2 separate regions of the Homo sapiens genome follow, and region 2 is linked to region 1. Evidence: read pairs that join two places in POLR2A ChIA-PET (ENCODE). Cell type or tissue: Caco-2. All regions are shown on one strand. Each heading gives the region's core, and the rest is flanking DNA. Links, peaks and the distances in the headings are about the cores only. Region 1 overlaps PKD2 (polycystin 2, transient receptor potential cation channel). Region 2 has its middle 19 kb from the start of ABCG2.

What was found. Peaks named below come from ENCODE experiments on the same cell type or tissue, not always from the same donor. Only the 100,000 strongest peaks of a DNase experiment are listed, where the experiment ranks them.
Region 2: POLR2A ChIA-PET joins it to region 1 with 14 read pairs; 4 of 35 experiments call an interaction of 5 or more read pairs at or near these places.

What each region holds. Positions count from the first base shown.
Region 1 is chr4:88,029,845-88,037,844 of GRCh38, forward strand. It overlaps PKD2 (polycystin 2, transient receptor potential cation channel), which reads left to right. Exons shown (of 15, transcript NM_000297.4): 3 at 6,376-6,509. Among named protein-coding and RNA genes, the nearest start is that of PKD2, 26 kb to the left of the region's middle. RefSeq lists a silencer at 3,473-3,767. In Caco-2, for the core only: a CTCF peak has its summit at 3,650 (motif pointing right); a DNase peak (open chromatin) is centred at 3,637.
Region 2 is chr4:88,168,394-88,185,918 of GRCh38, forward strand. It overlaps a transcript of ABCG2 not described here. Among named protein-coding and RNA genes, the nearest start is that of ABCG2, 19 kb to the left of the region's middle. RefSeq lists enhancers at 8,364-9,051, 9,739-10,425, 9,856-9,915, 9,926-10,015. In Caco-2, for the core only: no CTCF peak of the experiment used is centred there; a DNase peak (open chromatin) is centred at 10,078.

The DNA of each region.
Region 1 (8,000 bases), core at 1-8,000:
ACTCAGATCATTCCAGAATCACTTAGAAGCCAAGTGAAGCCAGTTCCTGGAGAGCAGATCATCAAATGAAGATGGAAAGGTGACCAGGGGCCAGACCTGTAGTTTTGGTGGGCCTTGGTGAGGGATTTACAGTAGGACACCCCATGGTTTAAGTATGAAAGTGACAAGATTCCTTTAAGTTTTAAGAGGCCTCGAAATATGAACCACAGATTAGATGGAAGCTACTCTCCCTGTGTCTGGACTTTTTAGAATTTCCAAGAGCTGCTGTTTCTGGAACCAGATTAATACAAGTCAGTCTTCCATTTATTTATTTATGTATTTATTTGAGACAGGGTCTCACTCTGTCACCCAGGCTGGGGTGCAGTGGCATGAACACAGCTCACTGCAGCTTGGGGGCTCAAGAGATCCTCCTGCCTCAGCCTCCCATGTAGTTGGGACCACAGGCACCTACCACCCAGCTAATTTTATTTGTTGTAGAAATGAGGTCTCATTTTGCTGCCCAGGCTGTTCTTGAACTCTTGGGCTCAAGCGATCCTCCTGCAACATCTTCCCAAAGTGCTGGGATCACTCTTCCATTTAACATGCTATCTCAACGTCAAGATAAACTTTAAAATCTTTAGATAATAGGCTGGCATTTTACTTAAACGATCTTTACTTCTTCAGAACTGCCATTCCCTATAAATATCTGGTTCTTCAACCACATCAAACCACTTGTGATCTCAAAAAGCCTCAGCGTACACTGTCCTTTCTGTCATTCTAATTCCTCCTCATCCTTCAAAATCAACTCAAGGACCAGATCCAGGGAGAAGCTTAGTGGTGCCCACCCGAACCGGCCCCCTCCTTCGAGTTGTGCTGCCATTCGGGCCCACCTCTTCACACAGGGTTGTCAGACCAGACCAGCTCATGCGTTCACCGCCCTTGCAGGGATGGGATGCAGCTGTGCACCTCTCAGTGCCGACACCTGGAGAGTCTCACGAAATGTTGACAACATGGCCTGTTTCCATTTCTTGTTCACTAGGACTTCTCATTTACTAACACACAGAATTTCCTGTAGTATGTCCACTTAATCAGTTCAAGCCTAATAATTCCTTGATTTGGGTATAGTGCTTTGCATTTATATACTGATGGTCCCCAACTTACGATGGTTCGATTTATGATTTTTCAACTTCATGGTGATGTGAAAGTGATACACATTCTATAGAAACCACACTTTCAATTTTGAATTTTGGTCTTTTTCCAGGCTACCATACTCTAAAGATAGAGCCACAGATCCCAGTCAGCCATGTGATTATGAGGGTAAGCGACCAATACTCTACAGTGTATTGTATTGCCAGATGGTTTTGCCCAACTAGCCTAATGTAAGTATTCTAAACATGTTTAAGGTAGGCCAGGCTAAGCTGTGTTGCTCATTCAGTAGGTTAGGTATATTAAATGCATTTTCAACTTATGATATTTTCAATTTACAATGAGTTTATCAGGATGTAACTCTACTATAAGTCAAGGATCATCTTGTATAGCACTTTTAATTTATAGAGTCCCTTCAAATGTTTGTTTGTATTTTATTTCCACTGCATCCCTGTGAGGATACCATAAGTTATACAGCTAACAAAACAGTTAGTTTTCCTGTGCAAAGTGATGGCTTCATCTTGTGGCAGATTACCTGGAATACTGTGGCCAAGGCATCTTAGTTCTACTGTCTTTATATATCTAGTACAGTTATATTTTTATGGCAGCTCTGATTTCTTCTTTGGCCCAAGGGTTATTAAGAGAGGGAAAAAATTTAATTTCTTAACAGATATATATATCTATGTCAAGTCATATATTTAATTCAAACCCTTAATATTCCTAGGTAATTTTTGTCTACTTTCTCTGTCAAAGATTGAAAGATACAGGGTTTTAAGTTTCCAACTGTAATTGTAGTTTTGGTAATTGTTTTATTACTAACAGGTATTGCTCTGTATATTTTGATGTTCTGTTATTCAATACATAAGAATTCATTACAGTTGAATCATCATGTATAGTATAATTTACCAATGTAAAATAACCTTTTTATCAAACTGAGTATTCACCTTATAATGTCCTCTGTCAGAGGATTATAATACCACTTAAAACCTTTTAAAAAATATTTTGTTCCTGATAATTTTAGCTTTGAGTGGTTTTCTTATAACAATTCTAGAGATGCGTTTTTATTTTTTAACCAAGATTTAAAGCTTTGTGATTTAGTAAGAGTCTAAACCATTCACAGTTCATGCTTTTTTGTCAAATTTCTATTATTTAGTATTTTCCTCTCTTTTATATTTTCCTGTTATTTTCCATTTCTATTCTTTTGTTAGACTGGAAATTTTTTCTTTGCTTTCTTTTATCCTAGTGATTTGAAATTTATGTAATATATACTATTCTACAATACCCTTTATTTGTTTTCAATATTTGAACCTATATTTTTCAACATTATTAAGAATAAAATAGTATTTGTTGCTATTTTGAAATGATAGACCATGTTTTTAAGGCAGGTTGGTGGTTGTTAAGGCACCAGTATCGGCCAGGCACGATGGCTCACACCTGTAATCTCAGCACTTTCGGAGGCCGAGGTGGGCAGATCGTTTGAGCCCAGCACTTTGGCCGATACTGTGGTTTACTGTATTTTGTTCTAGTTTATTTTATGGAAAATGGGAATTCAGTGGTTAAGACAAGGATTAAATAGCAGAAGAAAGATGTGTACATATGTACAGATGTATGTGTCCTTTATATGTTTTTTAGTACTCTTGTCTCCTTTCTGGTCCTCATTTAAGGTTATCTATTTCATGCAGTAAATTTTTCTTCACAATTCATTTCATTTAGAGAGTGAATGCTACCTTCCAAGTGGGCTTTCTCCAGTTTTCCTTTCAGGGACTTAAAGGAGAAGTGATGTTAACAGTTTTATATTTCCATTGCATTTTACAGTGTGCAGATGTCTTCACATATATTTCCCCATTTGAGCTTTACAAAAGCCCTTAGTATTATTCTCATTGTCTAGATTCCAAAATCAGGCTTAGAGGAGTTAAATAGTTGTCCAGGATCTCAAGATGCAAGACCCACAATCATGAACAGAGGCAGATGTTCAGGATGGAGGCAAGCTGAAACTCAAAACCAAATCATTATGACTCCAAATTCAGGAGTCTTTTAGCTGCCACCTGCATGGGCTCTTGGTGTAGCTGACCACCAGAGTTTGTAGAGCTGTCATTCAGGTGTGCCATGGACTTTCCTGGGACCTGGCACAGGAGAAGGACTGAGTTAATGTTTGCTGATTAAATATCTGTTACAGGCTGGGCGCGGTGGCTCACGACCGTAATCCCAGCACTTTGGGAGGCCGAGCAGGGAGGATCACTTGAGCTCACAAGTTTGAGACCAGCCTGGGCAGCATGGCGAAACCCCGTCTCTACAAAAAATTTGAAAATTAGCTGGCCATGGTGATGCATGCCTGTAGTCCCAGGTACTCAGGAAGCTGAGGTGGGAGGATCACATGAGCCCATGAGATTGAAGCTGCAGTGAGCTGAGATGGTGCCACTGCACTCCAGCCTTGGCCATAGAGCCAGACCTTATCTCAAAAAAAAAAAAAAAAAGTTACAATAATCTTCCCTTCAAAGCTGGAAGGCATTATTTACCTGTCTGTCCAGCAGATGGTGCTACATAACCAAGGGAATCTGTTGCTTGCCCTTGGTGAAGCTATTAAAGCCAATACAGATCTTGAGAATTTCAAAAGCAAAAATCAATACTGGATTATGAGTGCTCTAGGAAAATAAAGAGATAAATTTTCAATTTACATACTTATATATAGTTATACCATATTTGTAAATAAAAATATATAAATAATTTATCAAAATTCCTTTTTAACAGCAACAACCACAGTAAACCCACAGGTTAAAAACTCCACAACAGTCTATATTAATCAGTCAATGCAAAGTACATTCCAATTCCAAGTTAACTGAAAATAATCAACTTAATCATTTGGTTGGCTCTGAGCAGCCTTCACTGCTTGCTCTTGTGTCATGTTTCTTTCTGTCCTCGATTGGCTATAGACTTACAGACGGCTTTTGCAGAGGACAGTGTACTCATGTCCATCCTTTGCATCCTTTGTGGGAGTTGGCTAGGCAGCACTCTCCCTGGGGACACTATGAACTCCTCTTCTTGAGTGCAGAGATCACGTCTTGTTCATCTTCATGCCCAATACCTTGTTCCATAAATATGAATGGATTAGAATTCTAAACTCTTAACTCTGCCCCAAGACAGTTCTGAGAGGTAGTAAGTCATATAACACCTGAAGAGGACTGTTCTTGTCCTAATTACATTAGGTTATAAGATGACAGGTGAGGGAGCCAAACCAGGGGGCCTGGAAATTATTCATACATCTCTAGATACAGTATACAAGTTGTGTGTATTATGTGTATTTACTCTGTAATTGATTGCTTGAGATGAACCCCCAAACACACTCGTGTTTGGATCATTATTATCTACCCTTCTCCTTAAATAATCTTAATTTCCTATGATGCTTGAAAGGGAAAGAGGGGCCAGGTGTGGTGGTTCACACCTGTAATCCCAGCACTTTGGGAGGCTGAGGTGGGAGCATCACCTGAGGTCTGGAGTTCAAGACCAACCTGACCAACATGGTGAAACCCTGTCTCTACTAAAAATAAAAAATCAGCTGGGCATGGTAGCACATGCCTGTAATCCCAGCTACTTGGGAGGCTGAAGTGGGAGAATCGCTTGAACCTGGGAGGGGGAGGTTGCAGTGAGCCGAGATCACTCCATTGCACTCCAGACTGGGCAACAACAGTGAAACTCCGTCTCAAAAAAAAAAAAAAAAAAAAGGCAGAGTGGGGAAGAGAGCTGCATGAAGGAGAGATTTACTAAATAGTACTTAATCCCAAAATAATTTCTATAGGTTTGAATATGATCCCTGAAATTTATTATAGGTTCAGGTAAGTATTAATCACGGGTATTCAGAACTGTGGTTTAAAAAATGTATAGAACATGTTTCCTTCCCCTTGAAACTTTTTATCAGCTAATTATAGGAATTATATTATACCTGCAATCATTAAAGTCCAGAATGAGACAGTACTTGGTAAAGTGCTGAAATTTATAATAAATGCATTATAGCAATCCAGTTAAGGAGGAAGAGCCACCATTATTGAACATTTGTTAAGTGTCAGCCATTGTACTAGATAAATTTTAGTTATTATTTTTATTTAGGCACCAAAAAATCCATGGGATAGTTGGTTATCCCCATCTTACTGAAGAGGAAACTGAAGCTCAGAAAGTTTAAGCAACTTGCACAGGTCACATAGCAAGTAAGGAGCATGGCCAGGAATCAGACCCTGATCTCCTTTGGTCTACTAAGCTTGCAAAGGATCTTCCCGCCTCCTTCCAAGACCATTCAATATTATCAGTAAATGTCCATGGCAAGGATGTAGTTCGAGTTATAGGGTTCCATTCAAGATATGATTGGTAGGTGGGAAGCAGATATGTCTGTGTCAATCAGTATCCTGGAAGAAGGAGATGATGAACTCAAGTGGTGATTAAGGGAAGTTTAATGAAGGGACTATTTACAGAGATGTGGTGGGGTTAAGAGAACCAACAAGGGGAAGTGATGCACTCAAAAAGTTACTACCTCCAGGCTTTAGGGGATTGGGGGAGGGAGTGGCACAGTGTGAACCCAGTGTGGTTGTGAGAAAAGGGATTCCCTCAGCAGCCATGGCCAAGGTTAGAGTCTCCACTGCCAAACTGCATCCAGGTGGTGAGGGAATGGAGAATAGGGGTGGGGTAACAAACTCTGACCTCGGTATCCCCAAAGGGCAAAGGATTCCAGGTGGTACAGTTCGTAAAGATTAGCCTCAGGGCACAGAACAGGGCAGAGAAGAATGGAGAATTGATCTGGAGGAAACAAACAATGGCTTGCCCATGTTATTGCAGGGAGAGTAGGCTGGTGTGCACAGCAGGAGGGTGGGGAGCCCAGCATATAGCTGTGTTGGGGCCTGTGCAGATCAGCCTCACTGGCAGGGAGGATCTGAGCCGAGAGGTGGTGGAAGATGAAATCGAGTAGGCATGTTGGTAGTCCTAAATATCAAGTAAACGTTCCTGATCTTACATTGATACTCAATAGTAAGCCAATTTTGTTTCCCATAAGCCAATATTAATATTACGTATTTCTTTTATAAGCCAGAGATATAGAGAGATACCCTAGAAGAATGATAGGGGAAAGGAAGGCAAGGGTGAGAGAAGACCTTGTGTGAATTTGTCCAAAATGTTTATCCACAGGAACAATCCCTTTGTGAAGGCTGCTGGTATGTGAATGTGTGCCGGTTCCCTTGGGGCGTTCATTTGGATCTTTCTGTGTTCCAGTGACCTACGGCATGATGAGCTCCAATGTGTACTACTACACCCGGATGATGTCACAGCTCTTCCTAGACACCCCCGTGTCCAAAACGGAGAAAACTAACTTTAAAACTCTGTCTTCCATGGAAGACTTCTGGAAGGTATTTGCAAATAACTTTGAAAGTACCTCTCTATCACAGAAAATTGTTCATTTGGCTTCATCATTTCAATGCATGAGTATCGACAGGACCTGCTTTGCATTTAACACTGTGTGAGACGTAAGTTATGGTGAGTTGTTAGAAGTTACTGTTCCTACTCTCAAAGGGGGTAAACTAACATTGAGAACTTTGCCTGTGCCTTGCACTGTGCTGAGTGTTTCATATCTTACCTTATTTAATTTCTATAGTCTAACTCTATAAGGTAAGTACTAAGACTATGCCCTAGTTTGTTAATGAGGAAAATGAGATTCAGGATGTTTAAATGCGTATGGTCACATGGCTAGGGAACAAGAAAAATTGATTTTTTTCTAGCCTGACAGCTACTTCATCCTAGTTTGTAATTCATTCCATGAGTCAAGATTCAATAAATATTTATTGAGAATCTCCTAGAATGTAAGGCCAATGAAGGGCAGTGTGGTTCTTCTGTCTTGCTTCGCCTTTTGTGTTTTGTCTCTTTGTTGATGATGGCATGTATCCCCAGCTCTTAGAACAGTGCTTGATTCAAAGTAAGCACATTCTTTCAAAGGTCTGCTGTTGGTGGGGCTTGGTGGCTCACGCCTGTAATCCCAGCACTTTGGGAGGCCAAGGCAGGAGGATTGCTTTAGCCCAGGATTTTGAAACCAGCTGGGCACAACATAGTATGACTTTGTCTCTCCAAAAAAGTTAAAGAATTAGCAGGGTGTGGTGGTACACACCTGCAGTCCCAGCTACTCAGGAGGCTGAGGTGGGAGAATCACTTGAGCGATTGCTTGAGGTCAAGGCTGCAGTGAGCCATGGCCATGCTACTGCATTCCAGCTGGGGCAACAGAGTGAGACCCTTTCTCAAAAAAAATCCCCCCCAAAAAAAAACCCAAAAACAAACAAAAAAGGTCTGCTGTTGTGAAGTTCAACCCAATCCAGCCCCTTCCCAAGTTGTCACAAATTCCAACGTAGTTAACAGTATACCAATGAGTGATACCACAGGAAAAATATTAAACTGATCTGAGGGATATGGGGCTTGGAATCTAAGAAAATTGGAAGGGAAATTGAAAAGGAAATTATTATTTCTCCTTGGGGAGATAGTTTCTAAAATTCTTACTACACCCTGGGGTCAGAGCTGTTGATTTTAAGGATAGAGACAACTGAGTCACAGGAAACTATTCATATATAAAAGTACCTGGCATCCAAAACCACACTTGTATAATATGAATCTTTCACCATCTGAGTAGGGCAAATCAGTCTATCTCTGTTGATCATCTGACAAGGATAGCACACTGAGAAATAGATCTGTCTTCCCTACAGGCATAGCTAGTTGTACAAACTAACAAGAGACTTTTGTATACACATTCCATGATGATAAATGCCAATCACTAAAGGGACGAGGAGGGATTGGAGAGTTCACCATACAGCAAAATAGTCCAGACAGGTGAAAGGTCTATCAAATGCCAGGCTGGT
Region 2 (17,525 bases), core at 5,608-13,607, 140 kb after region 1:
GGAGAATCGCTTGAACCCAGGAGGCAGAGGTTGCAGTGAGCTGGGATCTCGCCACTGCACTCCACCCTGGTGACAGAGCTAGGCTTCCTCTCAAAAAAAAAAAAAGTTCATTTGGTTATAAAGTTTATTTGGTTATAAAGTTCACTTCTAAAAATTAGACTGCAGTGAAAAAAAAAAAACTACGTATTGATAATTAACCTGCAGAGTCAGATAGTACAGTAGAGTATATAACATTTGTCTCTGCAGATTAAGCTAAAAGGTTAAATGTTAAGAATTCACCAAACTACATTTCAGTACCTATAAAAGTCTTTTGTTTAACTAAATTTTGTAGGGAAGTATAACATACATAAGTCTTTTGTTTAACTAAATTTTGTAGGGAAGTACAACATACCAAAAAAGTACAGGAAATCTAAGTGGACAGCTTGATATATATTTACAAAGTGAACACACCTGTATACCTGTCACTCAGATTAAAAAAAAAAAAATTGTATTAGCAATGCCACAGAAGCCTCCCTCAAGCTCCATCCCTTCCAAAGGTAACATCTATTACCATTAAAGGTCATCACTCCCAAAGGTCATCCCATCCATTCTGACTTCTATCATTATATATTAGTTGTGTCTGTTTAAAACTGTATATAAATGAAGTAGTTATCTTTTTTTTTTTTTTTTTGAGACAAGGTCTCACTCTGTCACGCAGACTAGAGTGCAGTGGCACAGTCTCAGGTTACTGCAGCCATGGCCTCCTGGGTTCAAGCAATTCTCCTGCCTCAGCCTCCTGAGTAGCTGAGATTACAGGCATGCACCACCATGCCCGGCTAATTTTTGTATTTTTAGTAGAGATGGGGTTTCACCATGTTGGCCAGGCTGGTCTGGAACTCCTGACCTCATGATCCACCCGTCTCAGCCTCCCAAAGTGCTGGCATTACAGGCATGAGCCATCATGCCCAACCAAGCAAGTAGTTACCATTTTGAGACTGTCTTCTTTTGTTGAATATTATCGGCATGAAATTCATATATTTTGCAGGTCATAAAGGCTTATTCATTCTTATCTTTATGAGGATTCCACTTTATGAGTACAGTGTAATTTATTTATCTACTTTTGATGGGCCTTTGGGTCCTTTCCAGTTTGGCAATACACCCTAAAGTGTTAGATTAGAAAAGAGTTCTAATGGTCAGTTAAACCCATCATCCACAAGTATGGCTAAATGGAGGCCCAAAATGTGAAACTATTTTCTCCCTTTGATTATGCTCCAAACGGCACAAACAAACCAGAAAAATAGCAAGAAGATCAATATTGTAGAAGAAAGTAAGTAAACGATGATTCCGTTTCTTCCTCAAGCAGATGTCATCTAACCCCTCATTAAGCAATGTTTTTTTGAGGGCTCCCTTACATTAGGTCCCATGTTTGGCACTAAAGAAGAGAAACAAGACACAGGTCCAGGCACAGTGGCTCACACCTGTATTCCCAGCACTTTGAGAGGCCGAGGTGGGTGGATCACCTGAGGTCAGGAGTTCGAGACCAGCCTGGCCAACATGGTGAAACCCCGTCTCTACTAAAAATACAAAAATTAGCCAGGCATGGTGGCATGCGCCTGTAGTCCCAGCTACTCGGGAGGCTGAGGCAGAAGAATTGCTTGAACCCGGGAGGCGGAGGTTGCGGTGAGCCGAGATTGTGCCACTGCACTCCAGCCTGAGTAGCAGAGTGAGACTCCGTCTCAAAAAAAAAAAAAAAAAAAGCTGCATTTTTAAACCTTTTTTTCTTTCCTCCTTTCTTGCCAGTCTCAAGACACAGCTTTGAGACAAACCACAGATGTGTTTTCTGTTGTCTTGAAATATGCCTTTGAATGTGTTTTAACACTCTATTCCCTTCCCTTTCCCACCTTATGCTCTCATGCCTTATGCACATTTATTTACCTGGATGCTTGTTAAGCTCACATCATACTCACTTATCTGGTCATATATTTCTTTAGAAGCTTCAGGGGCCTAATCCTGACACAAAAACAGGCACTTCTGGGATTCTCTTCCCAGCCGGAGATGACTTCTAGGCCAGGGTTCACTCCCAGATAGATATTGACTGCAAGACTGACTGGGATTGATTTGTAACTTGGATGAGCCCACGAAGGTGCTGGCCCCTTCACCAGATGGAACAATAATTCAAGATAAGCTACTAGGGCAAGCCCACGCCACCTGGCACCTACTAGCCCCCTTGCCTCTCCGGCATTCAAAGCCCCTCTTCTGAAACCCCTGCCCTCTCTCCAGAAATTGGAAAGTGGAAATTTTTGTAAAGTATTCTGACCACTTTCCTCCTTGCTGTCAATGGATAATAAAATTCACTCTTTATCATACCTCACTCTTGTTATTTTGTCTTCATTCCACAGGCAGCGAGCGACCGGCTCCTCTTTCAGTTATAAACCTAACGTTTTAGAAAGGTTAATCTTATCAACCTAAATGCCCATAATTAGCAGATGGGATAAAGAAAATGCACTGGTATATATGTATATACCATGAGGGTGTAAGACATATACACCATGAAGTACTATGCAGCCATAAAAAGGAATGAGATCATGTCTTACAGGAACACGGATGGAGCCGGAGACTATTATCCTTAGTAAACTAACGCAGGAACAGAAAACCAAATATCACATGTTCTCACTTATAAATGGGAGCTAAAGGATGAGAACTCATGAACACAAAGAAGGAAACAACAGACACGGGTCTACTTGAGGGTGGAGGTTGAGAGGAGGGAGAGATGCAGAAAAAATAACTTGGGTACTGGGCTTAATACCTGGTTGATGAAATCACCTGCACAACAAACCCTCATGACACGAGTTTACCTATACAACAAACCTTCACATATACCCCTGAACCTAAAGTAAAAGTTAAAAAAAAAAAAAAAAGAAAGGTTATTCTGTTCATGTATAGAATGGATGGGGGGATGTGGGAAGGCAGAGATCAGTCTGGAAATTTAAAAAAAAAATGATTGAACTAAAGAGATGACTTAAACTGAGAAAAGAGGCATCAAAGAAACATTGTAAATGAAGAATTTACAGAAGCTGGTGACTGAGAACACTGAAGGTGAAAGACAAAGAAGCTAGAGATGACTTCAAGGTCTGATTCGTTCTTTTTCAAATTGGCTAATTATTTGATTGTCTCCTGTTCTTCCTCATGTTTTCAATGCCATCTTCACATTTTAAAACATTTCAAGCAGAGTTATTTACTTTAATTCTGATAATTATAATATCCAAAGTCTTTGTGTTTCTGGTTGTATTATCTATGGCTTGCTTGATCTCTTTTTTTATTATTATGAATTTTTTGTTGGCTGCCTCTCTGTAGGAATTCTTTGAGGATTGAGGAGGATACATTTATCTGGGAAAGTTTGTGTTTGCTTTAAGACACCTGGGAATATTACCCATCCTGACAGCCTTTGAATTACAGACCTGTGGGGCCCAGCATGATGGCATGTGCCTGTAATCCCAGCTACTCAGAAGGTCGAAGCAGGAGGATCACTTGAGGCCAAAGGAGTTCCAGGCCACAGTGTGCTATGATTGTGCCTGCAAGTGGATTCTGCACTCCAGCCTGGGCAACATGGCAAGACCCCATCTCTAAAATAAAATAAATAAGGCTGGGTGCGTTGGCTCATGCCTGTAATCCCAGCACTTGGGAGGCCAAGGCACATGGATCACCTGAGGTCAGGAGTTCGAGACCAGCCTGGCCAACATGGTGAAACTCCGTGTCTACTAAAAATACAAAAATGAGCTGGGCATGGTGGCAGGTGCCTGTAATCCCAGCTACTCGGGAGGCTGAGGCAGGAGAATCCTTGAACCTGGGAAGCAGAGGTTGCAGTGAGCCAAGATCACACCACTGCACTCCAGCCTGGGCAACAAGAGCAAAGCTCCGTCACAAAAAAAAAAAAAATTGCTGGGCCTAGTGGCTCATGCCTATAATCCCAGCACTTTGGGAGGCGGAGCTGGGCGGATCACCTGAGACCAGCCTGGCCAACCTGGTGAAACCCCGTCTCTACTAAAAATACAAAAATGAACCAGGCACAGTGGCACCCGCCTGTAATCCCAGCTTACTCAGGAGGCTGAAGAAGGAGAATCACTTGAACCAAGGAGGCAGAGGTTGCAGTGAGCCGAGTCACGCCACTGCACTCCAGCCTGGGAGACAGAGCAAGACTCTGTCTCAGGGAAAAAAAAAAAAATTAATTAATTAATTAAATTAATAAGTAAATAAAGTATAGACTTGTGGTTTTTCAATCATACAAAGAATGTAGATTCAGATCCCAAACCACTTAAGATCTGGTCAGTGGCTACAAATTCTTAGAGGAGGCTTTATTTCTTCTTTTTTTAAACTTCCATTCATAGCCCAGCCCAAGATGGAAATGTATTCTCTATTTTGCAGGAGGGGTTTTTTTCTGGCTTGCCCATTCTGAGCTCCAGACAGTATGCATGAAGATAAGCTTCCATTCTGTGTGGATTCAGGGCTTTGTTCCCTGTCTTCTCTGTGTAGTGAACTTTTTAGGTCATAAATAGCATTGTAGGGCTCAAGGCACACAGGGACTTTGAAGGGTAGCTTAATTGCCTGGTCTCTGCTCCTGTTCCATTAGTGATCTTAGTGGACTCATCTAAACATTGAAAAGCAGTTTTTAACACATTAAGTATTTTTCATTATTATGTAGGTCAAGTGGTTTCAGAATTTCTAACACTGCAATATTGCTAAAAATGGAAGTCCTCAATTGTATTGGTCATCATATTCACTTTTTCTTGTTATTATGGAAATTTTGAAACATCTCCAAAGTAGAAAGCATAGTATGACAAACCCCTATGTATCAATCTTCAACTAGTGGCCAATCTTTGTTTCATTGATACCTGCCTTTTTTCCCTCTTTCCCACAGATTATTTTGAAACAAATTTCAGAAAGCAAACTACTACACAATTGATTTACTTAGGAAATGGAATTATGTTCTGTGTGATTGCATCTAAATAGCTTCATTAACCACATCCTTTTGCCTTCCATTGTTTACTGTAAAATTATGAATCTAAAAACTTGAGTAGATTCAGGTCCAATCACTTGACAATAATGCATTCTAGGTGTTGTATACTTCCATTAGGAAGCTCCGAATGCCTAATTTTATTCGTAACTATTTTCAGATCTCTATAAAAGATATGGATTCTATTTTTCAAGCAAACCCCAACACTATTATCACATCTAAACAATGGACAATTTATTTTTACATTTATTTTATTTTAGTGGAAGTGCCAGGGATTGAAATTTTCTCAATAGCATGAAATATCCAGTCATTGTTCAAATATCTCTAATTTTTGGCCAGGCATGGTGGCTCATACCTGTAATCCCAACACTTTGGGAGGCTGAGATGGGAAGATCACTTGAGCCCAGGAGTTTGAGAACAGCCCGGGAAATGTAGCGAGACCCTGTCGCTACAAGAAAAAAGAAAACAAATATCACTGATTGTCTCATAATTTTTAATGTTTAAATTTTCAAATCAAAATCCAAATAATGTCCGTATTACTTTTGGCCGATGTGTCTCAGACTTGTTTAGTTAAAGGATCCCACTCACACTCTCTTATTTCCCCCTTACAGTTTGTTATGGACAGCAGTGTGTCCTTGAGAAATTCATGTTGAAGTGCTATCTTCAATACCTCAGAATGTGACTGTATTTGTAGACAGGGTTTTTGAAGAAGTGATTACATTAAATGAGGTCTTTAGGGTGGGCCTTAATCCAACCTGACTGGTGTTTTTTTTTTTTCTTTTTATTTTACTTTAAGTTCTGGGGTATCTGTGCAGAATGTGCAGGTTTGTTACATAGGTATACACATGCCATGGTGGTTTGCGGTTCCTATCAACCTGTCATCTAGGTTTTAAGCCCCGCATGCATTAGGTATTTGTCCTAATGCTTTCCCTCTCCTTGCTCCCTACTCCCCAACAGGCCCTGGTGTGTGATGTTCCCTCCCTGTGTCCATGTGTTCTCACTGTTCAACTCTCACCTATGAGTGAAAACATGCAGTGTTTGGTTTTCTGTTCCTGTGTTACTTTGCTGAGAATGACGGCTTCCAGCTTCATCCATGTCCCTCCAAAGGACATGAACTCATTCTTTTTTATGGCCACATAGTATTACAGACATGCGCCACCACGCCCAGGTAATTTTGTAATTTTAGTAGAGACAGACAGGGTTTCTCCATGTTGGTCAGGCTGGTCTGGAACTCCTGACCTCAGGTGATCCACCCGCCTCAGCCTCCCAAAGTGCTGGGATTACAGGCGTGAGCCACCATGCCCAGCTGATGATAGTTTCTTTTGCTGTGCAGAAGCTCTTTAGTTTACTTAGATCCCATTTGTCAATTTTGGCTTTTGTTGCAATTGCTTTTGGTGTTTTTGTCATGAAGTCTTTGCTCATGCCTGTGTCCTGAATGGTATTGCCTAGGTTTTCTCCTAGGGTTTTTATGGTTTTGGGTTTTACATTTAAGTCTTTAATCTATCTTGAGTTAATTTTTGTATAAGGTGTAAGGAAGGAGTCCAGTTTCAGTTTTCTGCATATGGCTAGCCAGTTTTCCCAGCACCATTTATTAAATAGGGAATCCCTCCCCATTGCTTGTTTTTGTCAGGTTTGTGGTGTTCTTATATGAAGAGGAAATTCGGAAACACAAAGAGACACAGTGAGAAAATAAATTTCTGTTGTTTAAATCAAGTATTATACTTTATTATGGCAGCCCAGCAAACTACTACACAATTGATTTACTTAAGAAACAGATTGTTATGTTCTACATGATTGCGTCTTAATAGTTTCGTTAACCACATCCTTTTGCCTTCCATTGTTTAATGCAAAATTATAAATCTAAAAACTTGAGTAGATTCAAGTCCAATCATTTGACAAGAGTACATCCTAGGTGTTGTATACTTCCGTTAGGAAGCTCCAAATACCTGATTTTCTCTCTTCTTTTGATGATTATTACTAGACCCATTAAGTATTTCATTAGGGGTTACAAATGTGTAGTAGGCTAAATTTATAATTCCTTCTTAATTTATTAGCTGGAAATTTTATTTAAAGAGAACACTTCATTAAGAATTTGTTCACCTCAAGGTCCAGTATGTTCAAAACAGGCAGAGTAACTGCTAGATTCTTTTCCTTTGTTTTCAAAATAACAAGTGTGATTCTATATCACAATCCAAAGGTGACTGGCCAATGAATTGTTAATCTTCATAGACTCATGGATTTAAACACATAATGTATTTACTACATTGCAGTTACTCTTATTGATTCCCAAAATATCTTGGCCAGTGAAAGGCCCTTCAAATTGCCTTCAAGTTAGTAGTCTCCGCGTGCATTCTTGCTTTCTAGCATAACAACATGTTCCAGGCTCATTTTTCATTTCCTGCCTCAGATCTGAAACCAACCATTTATCTAAGAAGCTCTGATGCCTTTGAGTGAGAAATAGCATTTAGGAAGCATAATTTGTATTCTTCTATTTTATTTCTGAAACAAAAATATCTGAAGCAAGCACGGCATTAGGTTATGAATGGATAATGGTTGTGGGGATACTACAGACATTTGCTATGTTATTCATCCTTTGTGTATGCCATGTTTCCAATCCTCCATATATAACAACCCTTGTGAAAAATTCCTCACAGAGTTCTCTACAGAAAAATGTTGTTTCTCCTGATGTATTGATAGTAATGATTAGAAAATTAGTCTGTAAATGCTCTGTCTACAGATCTAATTTTTGTGTTTAATTATTATGATTATTCTTGTTTTTTTTTTCTTTTTTTGTGGAGACAGGGTCTTGCCATGTTGCCCAGGCTTGTCTTGAACTCCTGGAATCAAGCAATCTACCTGCCTTGGCCTCACAAAATGCTGGGATTACAGGTGTGAGCCACTGTACCCAGCCTGATATGATTATTGATTATTCTTAACCCTGCATTTACTGATATCATTTCCTCCTCTCCTGTTCTCTTTATAATTAATCTTTTTATTTATCTCATGTCATCTTTTATCAACTCCTTTAATGAAAGCTATTAACTAACTTTCAATAGGCAGATAATAAATACAGTAATGAAACCAAAGAGAATGCTTTTTTTTTTTTTTTTTTTTTGTGACAGGGTCTCACTGTTTCACTCAGGTTGGAGTGTGATGGCCCAGTTACAGCACACTACAGCCCCAACCTCCTGGACTCAGGTGATCCTCTCACCTCAGCCTCTCACATAGCTGGGACCATAGGCACATGCCAGCACACCTGGCTAATTTTTTTTTTTTTTTTTTTTTTTTTTTGTAAATACAGGGTCTCAATATGTTCCCCAGACTGGTCTTGAGCTCCTGGACTCAAGCAGTCCTCTCGCCTTGGCCTCCTACTTCTGGGATTATAGGTATAAGCCACTGTACCCACCCTCTACAAATTTTAAAGTAAATCTAATTTTAAATGTCACATCTTCCCTAATAATGAAATATGCTTATTCTATACTTAATTTCCTGAAGTGATAGTATTTCTCTATGAGCCATATATGGTGTCAAGTTATAGCAAGTATTCTCCACCATTAAAGAAGTCAGGTTAGATAATGTCCACGAACATTAGTTGAAAAATACTACTTAACATCAAAACCCAGCTAATCAAAAGAGATAAAAAGAGCTATGGAAAAGAGAAGCAAAAAGACTGGTAACACATTAAATACATTTATATAAAAATGAATGGCCGGGCGCAGTGGCTCACGCCTGTAATCCCAGCACTTTGGGAGGCCGAGGTGGGCGGATCGCAAGGTCAGGAGATCGAGACCATTCTGGCTAATACGGTGAAACCCTGTCTCTACTAAAAATACAAAAAAAAATTAGCCAGCATGGTGGCAGGCGCCTGTGGTCCCAGCTACTCGGGAGGGTGAGGCAGGAGAATGGCGGGAACCCAGGAGGCGGAGCTTACAGTGAGCCGAGATTGGCCACGGCACTCCAGCCTGGGCGACAGAGCGAGACTCCGTCTCAAAATAAAAAAAAATTAAAAAAAAAAGAAGAATATTACCCTTGTGGAAATTATGATTATATTGTAGAACATAATTGAAATATTATAAACATAAATATTTTTATGTAATAAAAACTAAGCGGGAGAGACAGGAGGTGGAACAAGATCACTGAATTGGAGCCTCCATCAATTGTCCTCCCCACGGGAACACCAAATTGAACCACTATCTACCCCAAAAAGCACCTTCACAAGCACCAAAAATCAGATGAACGATCATAGTATGGGTTTTAACTTCATATCATTGAAAGCAACACTGAAGAAGGTAGGAAAGACAGTCTTGAATTGCGGACACCACCCCTCCCCAATCTCTCTCGGCAGTGGCCACATACCATGGAGAGAGAAATCTGTGTGTTGGGGGAGGGAGAGCACAGCGATTATGGGACTTCGCATTGGAACTCAGTGCTGCCCTGTCTCAGTGGAAAGAACACAGGGCAGAATCAATGCTGATGAAGACAGCATTTAGACCAGAGGTAACCAGAGGGAATTTGCCTATCCCAGTGGTCAGGACCAGAGTTCCAGCAAGCCTTATCACCGTGAACTAAAGTGCTCTGGGGTTCTAAATAAACTGGAAAGGCAGAATAGGCCACGAAAACAGCAATTCCTGGAAAAGTTTTGGTGCTATGCTGGGCTCAAAACCAGTGGACTTGAAGGGCAACATGACCTAGTGAGACACCAGCTGGGGCAGCTAAGGGAGTGCTTGCACCAACCCTTACCCAAGCTCAGGCAGTGCAGCTCACAGCTCTGGGAGAAACTCCTCCCTTCCACTTGAGCAGGGGCAAGGGAAGAGTAAAGATGACTTTGTCTTGCAACTTCAATACCAGCTCAACCACAGTAGAATAGGGAACCAGTCAGAGTTGTGAGGCCCTAGCTCTTGGATAGCATTTCTAGAAACACCCTGAGCCAGAAGGGAAATTGCTGCCTTGAAGGGAAAAACACAGTCCTGGCAGGATTTATCACCTGCTGACCAAAGAGCCCTTGGGCCCTCAACAATCAGTAGCGGTACCCAGGCAGTACTTGTTGTAGGCACGGGGTGAGACTCAGAGACTTGCTGGCTTAAGCTGTGACTCAGCACATTCCTAGCTGTGGTGGCTATGGGGAGGGGCTACTTCTGCTTAAGAAAAGGAGTACTCTCAAGTGTAATGAAGACTTTGTCTTGCAGCGTAGGTACCAGCTCAGCACAGTGAGGTAGAGCACCAAATGGGCTCTTGGGGTCCCTGATTCCAGGCCTTGGTTCTTAAACAATATTTCGGGACCTGCCCTAAGCCAGAGGGGAGCCCACTGCCTGAAGGGAGAGTCCCAAACCTAGCAGCATTCAATACAAGCTGACTGAAGAACCCTGGGGCAGGCAGTACTTGCCACAGGCCTGAGACAGTACTGGGCAGTAGGGAGAGACTCCTCTGCTTGTGGAAATGAGAGGGAAGTGCAAAGGACTTTGTCTTATTGCTTGGGCTCCAGCACAGCCTCAGTGGAATACAGAACCTGGTAGATTCCTGAGGTTTCCAACTGCAGTCCCTGGCTCCCAGATGACATCTGTGGACCTGCCCAGGACAGGGAGAACTTGCTGCCCTGAAGGGAAGGACACAACCTGGCTGACTTCACCACCTGCTGATTGTTGAACCCTAACACCTTGAGTCAACATAGGTGGTAGACAGGCAGTGGTTACCATGGGCCTTAGGCAACACCCAGTGCTATGCTGGCTTTAGGTCTGACCTAGTGCAGTCCCTGTGTTGGTGGCCACAGGGGTGCTTGTGTTACCCCTCTCCTAGCTCCAGGCGGCTGAGCACAGAGAGAGGGAGAGACTCCATTTGTTTGGGAGAAAGTAAAGGAAGAGAACAAGAGTCTCTGCCTGGTAATTCAGAGAATTCTTCCGCATCTTATCCAAGACCACCAGATTTTACCTCTGTGAGTCTGCAAGAGCCACAGCGCGACAGGGCTTGGGGTGCCTCCTAATGAAGATGTGACTACAGTGACAAAAAACTTAGATTACAACACCCAACTCCCACCGTACACCTGGAAAGCCTTCCCAAGAAGGACAGGTACAAACAGGCCCAGACTACAATAAATACTTATCTTCAATGCTCAGATGCTGATGAACATCCTCAAGCATCAAAACCATCCAGGAAAACATGACCTCACTAAATGAACTAAATAAGTCACCAAGGACAAATCATGGAGAGACAGAGAGATATGACCTTTCTTTCAAACAGAAAATTCAAAATAGCTGTTTTCAGGAAATTCAATGAAATTCAAGATAACACAAAGAAGGAATTTACAATCCTATTTATGGGAATCAGAGTCCTAAAAATGTAACAAAACAATTGAAATAACTAAAAGGAATCAAACAGAAATTATAGAGTTGAAAAATGCAATTGACATACTGAATAATGCATCAGAGGATTTTAATAGCAGAATTGATCAAGCAGGGAAATAACGAGTGAGCTTGAAGACAGGCTATTTGAAAATACACAGGCAGAGAACACATGCACACATCAAGAATAAAAAAAGAATGAAGCATGCCAACAAAATCTAGAACATAGCCTGAAAGGGACAAAGCTAAGAGTTATTGGCCTTAAAGAGGAGGTAGAGAGAGGGGGGTAGAAATTTATTCAAAGGACAATAACAAAGAACTTTCCAAAACTAGAGAAAAATATCAATATTCAAGTAAAAGGGGGTTACAGAACACCAAGCAGATTTAACCCAAATAAGATTACCTCAAGATATTTAATAATCAAACTTCCAAAGATAAAGGATCCTAAAAGCAGCAAGAGAAAGGAAATAAGTAACATATAATGGAGCTCTAATATTCCTGGCAGCAGACTTTTCAGTGGAAATCTACAGGCCAGGAGAGAGTGACATGACATATTTAAAGTGCTAAAGGAAAAAAACTTGGATCCTAGGATGGTATGTCTGGAGAAAATACCCTTCAAATATGGAAAAATAAAGACTTCCCCAGATAAACAAAAACTGAGGAATTTTATCAACACCAGGCCTATCTTACAAGAAATGATAAAGGGAGTACTGCAATCTGAAAGAAAAAAACGTTGGCCAGGTACAGTGGCTCATGCCTATAATCCCAGCACATGGGAGGCCAAGGCAGGAGAATTGTGTGAGCCCAGGAGTTCAAGACCAGCCTGGAAAATATAATGAGACCTTGCCTCTACAAAAAAAAATTTTAAATTTTTAAATTTTTTTATGGAAATGGTGGTGTGCACCTGTAGTAGCAGCTAGCTACTCAGGAGGCTGAGGTGGGGGGGCTCACTTTAGCCCAGAAAGTATAGGTTGCAGTGAGCTGAGATCATGCCACTGCACCCTAACCTAGCTAACAGAGTGAGACCCTGTCTCAAAATAAAAGGTATAATAAATAAGGAAAAAGAAGAAAAGAATGTTAATGAGCAATAAGGAATCACCTGAAGGTACAAAACTTACTGGTAATAATAAGTACACAGAAAACCACGGAATATTATAACACCGTAATTCCAAAGTGTAAACTACTCATATTTTGAGTAGAATGACTAAAAGATAAACCAATGAAAATAACTACAACAACTTTTCAAGACATAAAAAGTGCAATAAGATATAAATAGAAAAAAACAAAAAGCTAAAAAGTGAGGGGATAAAGTTAAGTGTAGCATTTTTATTAGTTTTCTCTTTGCTTGTTAGTTTGTTTATGCAATCAGTGTTAGGTTGTCATCAGTTTAAAAGAATGGGCTAGCCGGTGCGGTGGCTCACGCCTGTAATCCCAGCACTTTGGGAGGCTGAGGTGGACGGATCATGAAGTCAGGAGTTCAAGACCAGCCTGGCCAACATGGTGAAACCCCATCTCTACTAAAAATACAAAAACTAGACGAGCATGGTGGTGCGTGCCTGTAATCCTAGCTACTTGGGAGGCTGAGGCAGGAGAATTGCTTGAACCCAGGAGGCAGAGGTTGCAGTGAGCCAAGACCGTGCCACTGCACTCCAGCCTGGTGACAGAGCAAGACTCCATCTCAAAAAAAAAAAAAAAAAAAAAAAAAGAATGGGCTGTAAGATATTATTTGAAGCCAGGCATGGTGACTCATGTATGTAATTCCAGCACTTTGGGAGGCTGAGGCAGAAGGATTGCTTGAGCCCAAGAGTTCAAGATCAGCCTAGGCAACAGAGGGAGACCCCACACCTACAAAAAATAAAAGAAATAGCCTGGCGTGGTGGTGCACATCTGTGCTCCCAGCTAATCAGAAGGCTGAGGTAAGAAGGTCACTTCAGCCCAGGAGGTTGGGGTTGCAGGTAGCTGTGATTACACCACTACACTACAGCCTGGATGACAGAGTGAGACCCTGTGTCAAAATGTATATATTATTTGCAAGCCTCATAGTAACCTCAGATCAAAAAAGATAAAACAGATACACAAAAACTAAAAAGAAATTAAAACATACTGCCAGAGAAAATCACTTTCACTAAAAGAAAGGAAGGAAGATAAGAAAAAAAACAACCACCACCATAAAACAAATAACAAAATGGCAGGACTAAGTCCTTACGTATCAATAATAACATTGAATGTAAATGGACCAAATTCTCCAATAAAAAGATATAGAGTCGTCAAATGGATTAAAAAAACAAAACTCAATGATCTATTGACTGCAAGAAACACTTCACCTATAAAGACACACATAAACTGAAAATAAAGAAATGGAAAAAGACACTCCATACCAATAGAAACCTAAAAAGAGAAGATGTAGCTATATATATGTAAGACAAAAAATTTGAAAAGACCATTATATAATGATAAAGGGGTCAATTCAGCAAGAAAATATAACAATTGTAAACATGTATGTACCCAACACTGCAGCACCCAAATATATAAAGCAAATATTATTAGAGCTAAAGAGAGAAATACACTCCAATATGATAACAGCTGGAGACTTCAACACCCCACTCTCAGCATTGGACAGATCTTCCAGACAGAAAATCAACAAAGAAAAATTGAACTTAATCTGCACAATACACCAAATGAAACTAATAGATATTTACAGAACATTTATCCAACAGCTACAGAATACACATTCTTCTCCTCAGCCATGGATCTTTCTCAAGGATAGACCATATGTTAGGCCACAAAGCAAGTCTTTAAAAATTCAAAAAAAAATCACAATTACCTCAAGTATCTTCTCTGACCACAATGGAATAAAACTAGAAATCAACAACAAGAGGAATTTTGGAAACTATACAAACACATGGAAATTAAACAACATGCTCCTGAATGACTAGTGGGTCAATGAAGAAACTAGTAAGAAAATTAAAAATTTTCTTGAAACAAATGATAATGGAAATACAACATAGCAAAACCTATGGGATACAGCAAAAGGAGTACTAACAGGGAAGTTTATATATGCACCTACATAAAAAGGTAGAAAAACAGCCAGGCGTGGTGGCTCACGCCTGTAATCCTAGCACTTTGGGAGGCCAAAGCAGGCAGATCACGAGGTCAGGAGATTGAGATCATCCTGGCTAACACAGTGAAACCCCGTCTCTACTAAAAATACAAAAAATTAGCTGGGCATGGCGGCGGGCACCTGTAGTCCCAGCTACTCAAGAGGCTGAGGTAGGAGAATCACTTGAACCCAGGAGGTGGAGGTTGCAGTGAGCCGAGATCGCACCACTGCACTCCAGCCTGGGCGACAGAGTGAGACTCCGTCTCATAAAAAAAAAAAAAAAAAAAAAAAAAAAAAAGTGGAAAAACTTCAAATAAACAACCAAACTATGCATCTTAAAGAACTAGGAGAGGAAGGGCAAGCCAAACCCAAAACTGGTAGAAGAAGAGAAATTATGAAGATCAGAGCAAAATAAATGAAACTGAAACAAAGAAAACAATAGACAAAATCAATGAAACTGAAAGTTGGTTTTTTGAAAAGTTAAACAAAATTGACAAACCTTTAGCCAGACTAATGAAGAAAAAAAGAGAAAAGAAACAAATAAATAAAATCAGAGATGAGAAAGGAGACACAACAACTGATACTGCAGAAATTCAAAGGATCGTTAGAGTCACTATAAGCAACCATAGGATAATAAATTGGAAAACCTAGAAGAAATAAATTCTTGAATACACACAACCAACTAAGAATGAACCATAATGAAATCCAAAATGTGAACAGACTAATAACAAGTAACAAGATTGAAGCCATAATAAAAAGTCTCCTAGCAAAGAAAAGCTCAGAACCCAATGACTTCACTGCTGAATTCTAGCAAACATTTAAGGAAAAATGCCAATTCTACCAAAACTATTCCAAAAAATAGAGGAAGAGGGAATAATTCCAAACTCATCCTATGAGGCCAGTGTTACCTTGATGCCAAAACCAGACAAAGACACATCAAAAAAAAAAAACTACAAGCCAATATCCTTGATGAATATTGATGAAAAAATCCTTAACAAAATACTAGCAAATCAAATTCAACAATACATTGAAAACATCATTTATCATGACCAAATAGGGTTTATCCCAGTGATGCAAAGATGGTTCAACATATACAAATCCATCAATGTCATACGTCATATCAATAGAATGAAGGACAAAGACATGATTATTAAAACAGATGCTGAAAAAGCATTTGCTAACATTCAACATCCCTTCATGATAAAAACCTCCAAAAAACTGGGTATAGAAAGAATATTCCTCAACATAATAAAAGCCATATACAACAGACCCACAGCTAGTATCATACTGAATGGGGAGAAATTGGAAGCCTTTTCTCTAAGATCTGGAACAAAACAAGGATGCCCACTTTCACCACTGTTATTCAACATAGTACTGGAAGTCCTATTTAGAGCAATCAGATAAGAGAAAAAAATAAAGGGCATCCAAACTGAAAAGAAGGAAGTCAAATTATCTTTGTTGGCAGATGATATGATCCCATATTTGGAAAAACTAAAGACTCCAGCAAAAACCTACTAGAACTGACAAATTCAGTAAAGTTGCAGGATACAAAATCAACATACAAAAAATCAGTAGCATTTCTATATGTCAGTAGCAAACAATCTAAAAAATCAAGAAAGTAATCCCATTTACAATAGCTACAAATAAAATAAAATACCTAGGAATTAACTTAATCAAAGGAGTAAAATATCTTTACAATGAAAGTGATAAAATAGCAATGAAAGAAATTGAAGAGGACACCAAAAATGGAAAGATATTCCATGTTCATAGATAGGAAGAATCATTGTTGTTAAAATGTCACATTACCCAAAGAAATCTACAGATTCAATGCAATCCCCATCAAAATACCAATGGCATTCATCATAAGAATAGAAAAACAAATTCTAAACTTTATATGGAACCTCAAAAGACCCACAATAGGCAAAGCCATCCTGAACAAAAAGAACAAAACTAGAAAAAACACATTACCTGACATCAAATTATAGTACAGAGCTATAATAACCAAAATGGCAAGGTACTGACATAAAAACACATAGACCAATGGAACAGAATAGAGAAACCAGAAACAATTCCATACATCTACAGTGAATTCATTTTTGACAAAGGTCTCAAGAACATACAGTGGGAAAAGAATATCTCTTCAATAAATGATGCTGGGAAAACTGGGTATCCATATTCAGAAGAATGAATCTAGACCCCTATCTCTTACCATATACAAATATCAAATCAAAATGGATTAAAAACTTAAATATAAGACCTCATGGATGGGCGAGGTGGCTCACACCTGTAATCCCTACACTTTGGGAGGTCAAGGCAGGTGGATCACCTGAGGTCGGGAATTTGATACCAGCCTGGCCAACATGATGAAACCCTATCTCTGCTAAAAATACAAAACATTAGCTGGGCGTGGTTGTGGGCACCTGTAATCCCAGCTACTCGTGAGGCTGAGGGAGGAGAATTGCTTGAACTCAGGAGGCAGAGGTTGCAGTGAGCTGATATTGTGCCACTGCACTCCAGCCTGGACAACAAGAGTGAAACTCTGTCAAAACAAAACAAAACTCAAACTATGAATCTACTAAAAGAACACATTGAGGAAGATCTCCAGGATATGGAACTGGACAACAGTTTTTTTGAGTAATACCCCATGAGCACAGGCAACTAAAGCAAAAATGGATAAATGGGATCACATCAAGTTAAAAACTTCTGCACAGCTAAGAAAATAATCAACAAAGTGAGGGGACAAACCACAGAACCATATTAATGGGAGAAAATATTTGTAAACTACCCATCTGACAAGGGATTAATAACCAGAATGTATAAGGAACTGAAAAAAACTCTATAAAAAACTAATAATCCAATTTAAAAATGGCCAAAATATCTGAACAGACATTTCTCAAAAGAAGACGCACGAATGGCAAACAAGTAAATGAAAAGGTACTCATTATCATTAATCAGAGAAATGCAAATCAAAACTATCATGAGATATCATCTCATCCCAGTTAAAACAGTTTTTATGCAAAAGACAGGTAATAACAAATGCTGTCAAGAATGTGGAGGGAGAAAAGGGAACCCCTGTGCACTGTTGGCAGGAATACATATT